2 separate regions of the Homo sapiens genome follow, and region 1 is linked to region 2. The links are chromatin loops, found by intact Hi-C in ENCODE. Cell type or tissue: Caco-2. All regions are shown on one strand. Each heading gives the region's core, and the rest is flanking DNA. Links, peaks and the distances in the headings are about the cores only. Region 1 has its middle 34 kb from the start of MACIR. Region 2 overlaps LOC105379105 (a long non-coding RNA gene).

The links. Hi-C counts contacts between places; a loop is a spot of excess contacts. Peaks named below come from ENCODE experiments on the same cell type or tissue, not always from the same donor. Only the 100,000 strongest peaks of a DNase experiment are listed, where the experiment ranks them.
Region 1: a loop joins it to region 2, with 2.1 times the contacts of the local background. A loop is called at or near these places in 2 of 110 quality-filtered maps.

The regions. Positions count from the first base shown.
Region 1 is chr5:103,222,121-103,227,501 of GRCh38, reverse strand. No RefSeq gene overlaps it. Among named protein-coding and RNA genes, the nearest start is that of MACIR, 34 kb to the left of the region's middle. In Caco-2, for the core only: a CTCF peak has its summit at 2,720 (motif pointing right); a DNase peak (open chromatin) is centred at 2,731.
Region 2 is chr5:103,057,695-103,063,075 of GRCh38, reverse strand. It overlaps LOC105379105 (a long non-coding RNA gene), which reads left to right. Exons shown (of 4, transcript XR_948633.2): 3 at 3,980-4,103. Among named protein-coding and RNA genes, the nearest start is that of GIN1, 60 kb to the left of the region's middle. In Caco-2, for the core only: no CTCF peak of the experiment used is centred there; a DNase peak (open chromatin) is centred at 2,445.

The sequences.
Region 1 (5,381 bases), core at 261-5,260, 160 kb before region 2:
AAGTCATTCAGGAGCAAGTTGTTTAGTTTCCATGTTTTGAGAGTTTCTCTTGGTGTTGATTTTCATTTTTACTATGCTGTAGTCTGAAATGCTTGGTATGATTTCAATCTTTTTTGAATTTACTGAGATTTGCTTTGTGACAAAGCATGTGGTCAATCTTAGAGTATTTTCTATGTGCACATGAGAAAAAAGTATGTTCTGTTGTTGGTGGGTGGAGTATTCTGTAGATGTCTATTAGGTTCAATTAGTCAACTGTTGAATTTAAGTTCAGAATTTGTTAGTTTTCTGCCTTGATGATCTATCTAACACTGTCAGTGAGGTGTTGAAGTCCCCCACTATTATTATGTGGCCGTTTAATTCTTTTCCTAGGTCTAGAAATAATAGTTTTAGAAATCTGAGTGCTCCAATCTTGGGTGTGTATAGGATAAATCTTGTTGAATTGAACCCTTCTTCATTATGTAATGCCCTAGTCCTTTTTCTACTGTTGTTGATTTAAAAAGTCTGTTTTATCTGATACAAGAATAGTGACCCCTGATCTTTTTTTCCATCTGCATAACAGATCTTTCGCCACCCCTTTACTTTGAGCCTATGTGTGTTATTACATGTACTATGGTGATATGTGTCTTTTGAAAGCAACAGAATGATGGGTCTTTTTGTTTGTTTGTTTGTTTTTGTTTTCTTTTCTTTTTTAAAATAGAGACAGGGTCTTGCTATGTTGCCCATGGTGATTTCAATCTCCTGAGCTCAGTCAATCCTCCTGCCTTGGCCTCCCAAATTCCTGGGATTACAGGCATGAGCCACTGTGTCTGGCTGGGTCTTGTTTTTTTAATCCAATTTGCCACTCTATTTCTTTTCAGTGGAGCATTTAGGCTGTTTACATTCAAGGTTAATACTGATACGTGGGGATTTGTTCTTGTCATAGTGTTGTTAGCTACTTGCTTTGTAGTATCAATTGTGTAGTTGCTTTATAGGATCCATGGGCTATGTGTTTATACATGCTTTTGTGGTAGTGTATTGTTCTTTTGTTTTTATGTTTAGTACTCCCTTAAGCATCTCTTGTAGGGCTGGTCTGGTGGTGGCCAATTCCCTTAGCAATTGCTTGTCTGGAAAAGAGTTTATTTCTCCTTCGCTTACGAAGCTTAGTTTGGTGGGATATGAAATTCTTGCCTGGCATTTATTTTCTTTAAGAATGATAAAAATGGGCCCCCAATCTCTTCAGCCTTGTAAGGTTTCTGCTGAGAAGTCTTCTGTTAGTCTGATGGGTTTCCATCATAGAAGTGCACTGTTAGTCTGATGGGTTTCCTATCATAGCCTGATATAGTCCTTTTCTCTAGCTGACTTTAAGACTTTTTCTTTTGCATTGACCTTGGATAGTCTGATAACTATGTACCTTGGAGACAGTCATTTTGTATAGTAGTTCATGGAGTTCTCTGGATTTCCTGTGTCTGCATCTTGACCTGTCTAGCAAGACTGGGCACATTTTCATGAATTATATCCTCAAATGTGTTTTCTAGGTTGCTTACTTTCTCTTCTTCGCTCACAGGAATCCCAATAAGTCATAGATTTTACCACTTTACATAATCCCATATTTCTTGAAGGCTTTGTTTTAAATTCTGTTTTCTTTATTTTTGTCTGAGTTGATTTGAAAGAGCAGTCTTTGAGCTCTGAAATTCTTCTGCTTGGTCTAGTCTGTTGTTAAGGGTTCAAACTGTATTTTGAAAAATCATGTAGTAAATTTTTCAATTACAGAAGTTCTGTTTGGTTATTTCTTAATACAGCTATTTTATCTTCCAAATCCTGCATCTTTTTTCTGTTCTCCTTGTGTTGAATTTCAACTTTCTCTTGTATCTCTTTTAGTTTTTTTGTCATCAATATTCTGAATTATTTATCTGTCATTTCAGACATTTAATGTTAGGATCCATTGCTAGGGAGCTAGTGTGATCTTTGAAGGTGATGAAACACTCTGGCTTTTTGTACTTCTGGAGTTCTTATGCTGGTTCCTTCCCATCTGAGGGAGCTGACACTTCTTTTTCTGAATTGTTTATAATTTAGATGGAGTTTTTTGATATTTTATTCCTTTTTTGCCTTGAGGTTATGACTGTGGTGGATGTTGTGTATGATCTGTTAAAACTTCAGACAAATTAAATTTAGCAGCGTTTAACTGAGCAAGAAAAAACAAACAAACAAACAAACAAAAACCTATTCACAAATTCGGCAGCCTCCAGAAACACAGCAGATTCAGTGAGACTCCAGGGATGCCTCATGGGCAGAACAAATTTATAGACAAGAAAAGGAAAGTGACATACAGAAATTGGGCGTGAGTTACAGAAATAGCTGGACTGATTGGCGTTTGCCTTATTCTAACACAGTTTAAACACTTGGCAGTGTATGAGTGGTTGAAGTATGACTGCTGGGATTGGCCAAGACTCAGCTATTGTTACAGGTGCATACTGCTAAGTTAGGTTGTCAATCTTGTCTACCTATTAAGTTAGATTACAGTTCATCCACAAGGTCTAAACTACAGAAGTATGGAGTCCTTCTCCGGCCGTATTAACTCTGTTTTAACAGATCGATTAGCTTTGTTTCTGGATGCTGTTATGGGAACAGGGCTCTGTAGAGTTCCTTGGTTGCAGATAGCTTCATATGATGGGTTTTTCAGACTTGCTTGGTGTAGCAATGTATTCTTATTTGGTGGTGTAATTCAGGCTGCAGTCCAGTAGATGGTGCTTAAGAGTAAGAGATGAGCTGGCAGGAGGCTCTTAACTCTGCTTATGCACGCCTTCAGCAGGGGTGGAGGCAACAGAAAAGCACGAGTGCCCTCCCACCTCTTCCCCATACCGTTTGTCTTCATCGGGGGTGGAGCCCCTGGAAAAGCCTGAGAGGCACCTCTTTCACCCTACACTCCCTGGGACCCAGCAGGAAGAGGCGCTGCTATGTCCACGAAAGTACACTGGGGAGGCTGTCTGGAAGTGAGAGATGACCCCCATCTCCAAGTCTGTTCCCAGGCTTTGGTGTTGTGCCCTTTGGTGGCTGTCACAGCACTCATAGTTCCTTTGACCCCAAAGGGACTTTGGCGGGCTGCACTCCCCCTTCGCTTAGTGGCAGTTCACACGGAGGGTTAGATCTCCAGGTGAGTGGGGTCCACCTCCCTCCTACTCCTTGCAGCTGGTGAAGCACTCTCCCTCAACTGACCAAGGAAGCAGTCTGAGGCACCCATCAGTGACCCACACAGACCTGCTTCAGGTCGCAAAGCTGTCCCTGGCTGCAAGTCATGCTGCTCAGGAGAAACGCAGTAGGCTTCTGCAATTCTCCTCCCATTCCAGTCTTGGGATGAGAGAGAGCTTAGTTTCAGCACCCACTGCTAGGCACTCTCCAAACTCACTGCCCATTTCCGGCTGTGGGGACCTTTCCCTCGCTCCAAAGCAAATGCTCCAATCTCTGGCCCAAGACTAAAATGCCTGCCGTGGCTACCATTGCCAGGTTACCAAACAACGACCGACTTTGTATGAGCCCAGATTTAAAAAAGTATCCTCGGCCGGGGGCGATGGCTCAAGCCTGTAATCCCAGCACTTTCGGAGGCCAAGGCAGGTGGATCACCTAAGCTTAGGAGTTTGAGACCAGCCTGGCCAAAATGGTGAAACCACATCTCTACTAAAAATACAATAATTAGCTGGGCATGGTGGCGGGCGCCTGTAATCGCAGCTACTGGGAAGGCTGAGGCGAGCGAATCGCTTGAACCCGGGAAGCGGAGGTTGCAGTGAGCTGAGACCGCGCGATTGCACTCCAGCCTGGACAACAGGAGCAAAACTCCGTCTCAAACAAAACAAAACAAAAAAAGTGTCCTCTCAGTCCCAGGTCTGGAAAAATGCCTGCAGCTTTTCCCAGTGTCTTTCCCTCTCGGTATCTCAGCCTCTCCCCAAACTAGCTCCCGGGCTTGGCAGAAACAGGGTGCTCTCCCTTGGCCTGGGCTGCACAGATCACTAGCGGAAAGGCGAAACGCAAGGGGAGACTGGCTGTTCCTCTCACATACTAGGGCTTCACACATTATCAGCAGAACGCCGACGTGGGGGCTGCTTGCCCACCTTCTCCACAGAGTCTGGGGTATCCTTTGCTATTCTAGTGAACTGCTGCTTCCCTTCCTCAATTAAAGCTCACAGAGTTGACCTTTATGCACTATGTTGCTAATTCCAAGCGGAGGAAGCCCGCTGAAAGCCTCCAATCTGCCATCTGGGGCGCTCATGCTCCACCAGCCATGTTGGGTACCTCCACCTCCTCCACGCAGGCCGCAGGCCAGTGTGGCTTCCTCCTGGCCCGTAGGCCCCCCACCCCTGTGACTTGGACCCAACCAAGGGGCAACTCCAGCTCAGGGATTGCAGGGCTGGGAGGGGGCTGCACGCAGTCTGTGCAGGAGCCTGAGGGCCAGAGGGGGCAAAAGAGGAAAGTGTGTCACAGACTGGGAGGGGCAGGGGAGAGACATTTGCCTTATTATGTTTTAGTTATTTCTCCTAAAATTAATATTTCTGTATTTGAAAGGTTTCAAATAGAACAACTCACCTTTACAACATCAGGAAACATGATTACTACAGATCATTAATCTAATGTCAAAGCACATTTAAAAAAATGAGTAGGGCAAACATTCTTAGATCAACTTTTAATGCTATACTAATTATTTTCTTAATAGTTTATATCTTTAAAATACCTTGCAATTTACATGGCCATTTCTCAGTTTCTTCTAATCTTCAAAACATAATCTGAAGTATTCCTGTTCTCATTTTACAGCTGAGGAAATTGAGGCTCAGAAGGGTGTTTGCAACGTGTCCAGGCACATAGTTAATAAGCAGCAGAGCCCAGATTGGAACCATGTCTGATTCTAATGCAGAGTCAACCTATTTTAAAGGCTTTCCTAATGTTCATGCTAATATCAATTTCTAAATTAACTTTCTTTCCCAAGAGATACCTTCATGAAAAAAGGATTTCATGGTCAAGTTGTTGGTGGAGGGAAATATTGCCCATTAAATTTGCCATTAAAAGAATCACAGACATCATTTTTCAAGGCTGCAACGACTCCTGCATTAATGAAGCCTTTTAACTTTGTTAAATCTAGGCTTATTCCTTGATTCCACCGATCACTCAACTTTTTTTTCCCCAGTAATTGCTACTAACACCAAGAGGACCTACATTAATAACTTTCTAAAAGAACAGCTTATTATCAACCATTCAAAAGGCCTGGGTGCTACCAACACTACCTGTGGGCAAGCAGTATTTCAGATGTGAGTTTAGCAAAAATTAGAGCCAGAAAGTAGTCTTGAAATAACAGAAAATGTATGCCTTTGTTCTTTAGTTCTAAGTTAAAGGACATGGTACACTATAAATGCCATAAA
Region 2 (5,381 bases), core at 235-5,234:
AATAATTGTTCACATAAAGAATTCCTATAAATATAAATAAGCTAATATTAAAATGGTCAAAAGTGTTGACTAGGTACCTCATAGAAAAGCCAAATTGCTCATGCATTTATCTGTTGTTTTGTTTTTTAAATTTATTATTATTATTATTATTGCCTCTATATACCTACCTGAGACTGGGTAATTTATAAAGGAAAGAGGTTTAATTGACTCATAGTTCTGCATGGCTTGGGAGGCCTCAGGAAACTTAAAACCATGGCAGAAGGGGAGCAAACATGTCCTTCTTGACATGATGGCAGGAAAGAGAAGTGAGCAAAAGGGGGAAGAGCCCCTTATAAAACCATTAGATCTTGTGAGAATTTACCCACTATCAAGAGAACAGCAGCATGGGGGTAATCATTCCCATGATTTAATTATCTCCCACTGGGTCCCTCCAATGACATGTGGAGACTATGGGAACTACAGTTCAAGATGAGATTTAGGTGGGGACACAACTAAACAATATCACCTACTTTATCCTGAATTCTGCACCAGGATCCTAGCCTCTGTGGAATACATCAGGAGGGTTCCAATACCCTCTGACTTCCAGTTGGGTTTGGCCAATGGCGATTCCCATTGATGTTTTAGCAGAAGATCAGGCAGGAGGAGAATGAAGTTGAGATAGTTCTTCTCCTTGTTTCCTTACTCCTTCTGCCTGTTTCTTTCAAATAAAAGTCCCTGCTCTACAAGTCTCTGTTCTGGGTTTTCCAGTAATTTCTCCCTCCACTCAGCCTTTTAGACCTGGAGGTGAAAACAGCTCTATGGCTGATATCCCTGGTTTCTCCTATACTACATGCACATCTTTGCATTTAGTCCCTTTGATTATCTTAATTTGTCATTTGTTGCCTGTTGGCATACAGGCAATAATAATATTTTTAAATGCCCAATCTCATTAGGAGCCAGAACATAGAAATAAAATAATTATTAGAGATCATTTAAAACCTACTAGGTTGGCAATAATAAAAGTATTAGAAAGGTTGTAGAGCAGACAGTACAATCATACAATACTGGTAAGTGTGTAAATTGATAGCACTATTTAAAAAACAATTTCACATTATACAGTAAAATCAAAGATGCACAAATCTATCTCTACTCCAGGAATTTTGCACAAGAAGTTATCTTCAAGAATGTTTATAGCAGGATTTTTTTGTACTAGCAAAACATTGACAACAACCTAGATAAGCAACAATGGACTAGATAACTTGTCATATATTCATATGATAAAGTAGTGATAGCAGTGAAATGAATAAATTACAGCTGCCAAAGGGAAGCATTAATGAATTCAGGAGCACAATGGAGAGCAGAAAACTAACTTACAGAAGAGGGTGATGTGTGAAAGTTTTGAAGAAAATGAAGGGAGGAGCCATGTGTATACCTGGGGGAAGAACATTTCAGGGGGAAGAAACAGCAAGTTTAAAGATGCTGAAGTGTTTCTGGGTCTGGTATTTTTGACCAAAAGCATGGGGCCCAGCAAACTTAGAACGGAGTAAGAGGGAGTATGATAGGAATCAGAGAGGAAAGGGGATAGAGTAAATTGTTTCAAGCCTCATAGGCCATTGTATGGGCTCTGTTTTCAGTCTGAGTAAAATGGAAACCATCTGGAGGTACTTGAGAAGAGTGATGTGATTGATCTGCTCCATGTTTTAAGGAAATCAGTCTAGCAGCTGGGAAGGGAACAGACTGATAAAAGGCAATGGAGCACTAGTTAGAAGGCTGTTGCTAATAATTCAGGTAAGAGATGATGATGGCATCAATACCAATGGAAGTGATGAGAAATAGTTAGTATCTGTTACATTTTGAAGCTAGATTATACAGAATTTGCTAACATATTGGATGTAGGGATTTAGAGGAAGAGAAGCATCTATGATTACTCCAAACATTTTTGACTTACATAACTAGAAGGGTGGAGTTGCTGATAACTAAGTTGAGGAAGACTGGGAGAAGCAGGTTTGAGGAGGAAAAGGGGAGTTCAGTTCTTAACATTGAGTTTGAGATGCTTATTACACATCTAAGTGCATCTGTTGAATAGTCATTTGGATATAGGATCTGGACTTCAGGAGTTAGGAATTCAGCATTCATTTATGCACAGTTTAAAACTCTGAAAAAAAGAAAGACCCACTGCAAAAGCAAAAACAAAACAAAAAAACAAATAAAAAAACCCCTTGAGTTAATATGTGTCCCTTTAGGGAGGCTAAGACATTTTCTTGGCTACAAAGATCTGCACTTGTCCTTCATCTGCCACATTTGTGGTTAATAATTGCTAGGTAGTGATTTAAAGTTTCTCGTGATTTATTATACATACTAAATGGCATTATTTACATTCCTTGGCAGAACAAAGAGAGGCTCAAGTACGTTTCCTAACTTTATGAATGATGGCAGTGGAGCATTCTGCTTCCTGCCCCTTTCTGATGGATATAGCTGATGCTAACACATTAAAGGGACCACAGATAAAGCAGACAAGTTCTCAAGAATCTCATTGTCATCTCGCAGTGAAAACTGAATGTGGTAGAACAGGTCTCTGCAGTAACTTGTTTGCAATCACATATTACTTTGTCTTTTCCAATGAACTTACAACCCAGTGTAATTTATATAGAATATGTCAAGTTGGTCAAATATCACTTTTCTATTTTCACCTTAATTTGCAATTTGAAAACTGGAGAGAAGAGAACTTTTTTCTTCAGAATAAGAATCACAAGTTATTTGGAATATTTTCTATTCCACCCCACAAAGGAGGTTATTAGCCTTTAATTCTAAATCTTTCTTTGATTTCCTGGAGTGAATAATATTAATAGAACTTAAAAATCTTAGCATTGCATGTAATTTTTACTAAGACACCTGAATTATCAAGGTCATTGAGACACAGGGCTTTGCTGAAGCAATATGTCATTTCAGTTCACTCCAAGCAGAGGAAGTTGTGTTTGGTTCTAGTAGAGGATATGAGTGTTATTCCAACTGTAATGAATGACTGGAAGATCATATGTGTCACTGGGGAATACCGTGAGCATTTAAGACAGCAAAGCAGCAGAAAATAGGATGTTTTCTGATCTCTACTCACTCATAATTTAGCTCTTTCTATGGCTAGATTCACATCTTTCCCCTCTGGGAGGCCTTCTGTCCTTTCTTTAGGTTTTTAATCTCAAAGACTGCGGCTCCCTGAGCTGAGAAAGTTAAGGTTTGGAGCAGGGTTATCCTTGGCAAGGAGCAGCACCAGGCAGGGAAATTATACATGGACAGACTTCCACACACAACACAACAAAAGCTTTGCCATGTCTGTGGGCCTCTCCCTAAGCAGAGAAGTCAGTGTTGAGGGACACCTTCAGGAAGGTGGTAGAGCTGACCTAAGCAGGATATATACAGTGTGTTTTAACAGATATGAAACTAGGGAATTACCTTAGTGAGACCCTACATAGTAGTAGGAATAGTTCAGTATTTGGACGAGCCATGACTCAATTGTGGAAGCCATGAATGCATTTCCGTATGGCCTTACTGTGGCAGGGAGTTATCAGGCCTTTGGGACAGACAATTATTTACCTGAAGATGATAGCACAGTTGTGTTTTGTTTTTACAAAATGCTTTATTGAGGTGTAATTCACATTCCATAAAATTAACTCATCTAAAGTGAAAAGTCAGTGGTTTGTAGTATTCACAGAGTTATGAAAGAATTACCACAATCTAATTTTAGGACATTTTCTCACCTCAAAAAGAAATCCCATACCCATTAGCAGCCTCTCACCATCCACTTCAGCCCTAAGAAACACCAATATATTTTCTGTCTCTACAGACATTGCATCTATTGGCCCTTTCATATAAATGGAATCATACAATCTGTGGCCCTGGAGTCATTCTGAACCTATTCCAGTCCTGGGAGCTGCCTGATTTGCAAATTGTTCTTTGCTCAATTACACTGCTAAATTTAATTTGTCTAAGATTTTTCTTTTAACAGGTTGTATCAGAAGTGGGATTCAAAGTAGAGGTTCCAGTGACTGCCAGGAGCTTCAAGTGACCAAATGAGCTAACTTCTGGACCCATTGCATCCATTGCTCTCACACAACCACTGAAGATTGTGGGTAAGTTTTCTCTCTAATTCCAAATCTCCATGGATGTGTGTTTTAAGCTATCTCACTTTGAGCAAATTTTTGACCTGGACTGAGTTTGCAAGTTGTGACAGAAACTCAACTAGGTCCATGATCAAATTAGATCCGATAACTAACTAGATTGAATCCAGTTAGAAGCTTCAGATGTCTGGGTCAGACAGAAATTGTCATTAAATGACAATTACTGCAGGAGGGACAGACTTCAGCTTTCAGAAATTCACAGGGAATTTATGTTCTTTTTTTTTTTTGTACACTGAAGTAGGAAACAGTTATTGGCAAAGTTATTAGAACCAAAGCCAAGATTCTGTGAAAATGGGATTCTTAATTTCTGAAGAACTGAGTACTCCACCTTTCTGGCTGCACTTACCTTTTACATGGACTGTATAAATATTAGACCCCCAAAACAACAAATGCTTACAAAAATGACAAAATCATACCAAAGATAATTTAAAATTATGGTAAACATTCTAAGTGAACAACACTACATTTTAAGAAATGCATTTAAAAATGAAGCCTCCCGAATTAGGCTTACTCAGGGATGTCTATTGATATGCAGAAGCTTCTAAGAAGATTTCAAAATTTCTCTTGCCTCTTTTAGAAGAGACTTTACAAAAAAAGCAAATAAAAAGCTTAAATGGTTCATTGATAGGGAAAGTTGTGTCTGATAACCTTTTGGTTTAGTTATGTTACTGGAAAGTGGTCCTGATTCGGACCTCAGAGAGAGTTCTTGGATCTCAAATAAGAAAGAATTCAGAGTGAGTCCACAGTGCAAAGTGAAAGCAAGTTTATTAAGAAAGTAAAGGAATAAAGAATGGCTGGCTACTCCATGGGCAGAGCAGCAGCATGGGCTGCTGGTTGCCTATTTTTATGATTTTTTTAAAATTATGTGTGATATGGTTTGGCTGTGTCCCCACCCAAATCTCATCTTGAATTCTCGTGTGTTGTGGAAGGGACCTGGTGGGAGGAGATTGAATCATGCGAGCAGGTCTTTTCCATGGTGTTCTTGTGATGGTGGGTGAGTCTCACGAGATCTGATGGTTTTGTAAGAAGGGGTTTCTCTGCACAAGCTCTCTGTTTGCCTGCTGCCATCTGTAAGATGTGACTTGCTCCTCCTTGCCTTCCACCATGATTGTGAGGCTTCCCCAGCCATGTGGAACTATAAGTCCCTTAAACCTCCTTCTTTTGTAAATTGCCTAGTCTCGGGTATGTCTTTATCAGCAGCATGGAAATGTGCTAAACAAGGGGTAGATT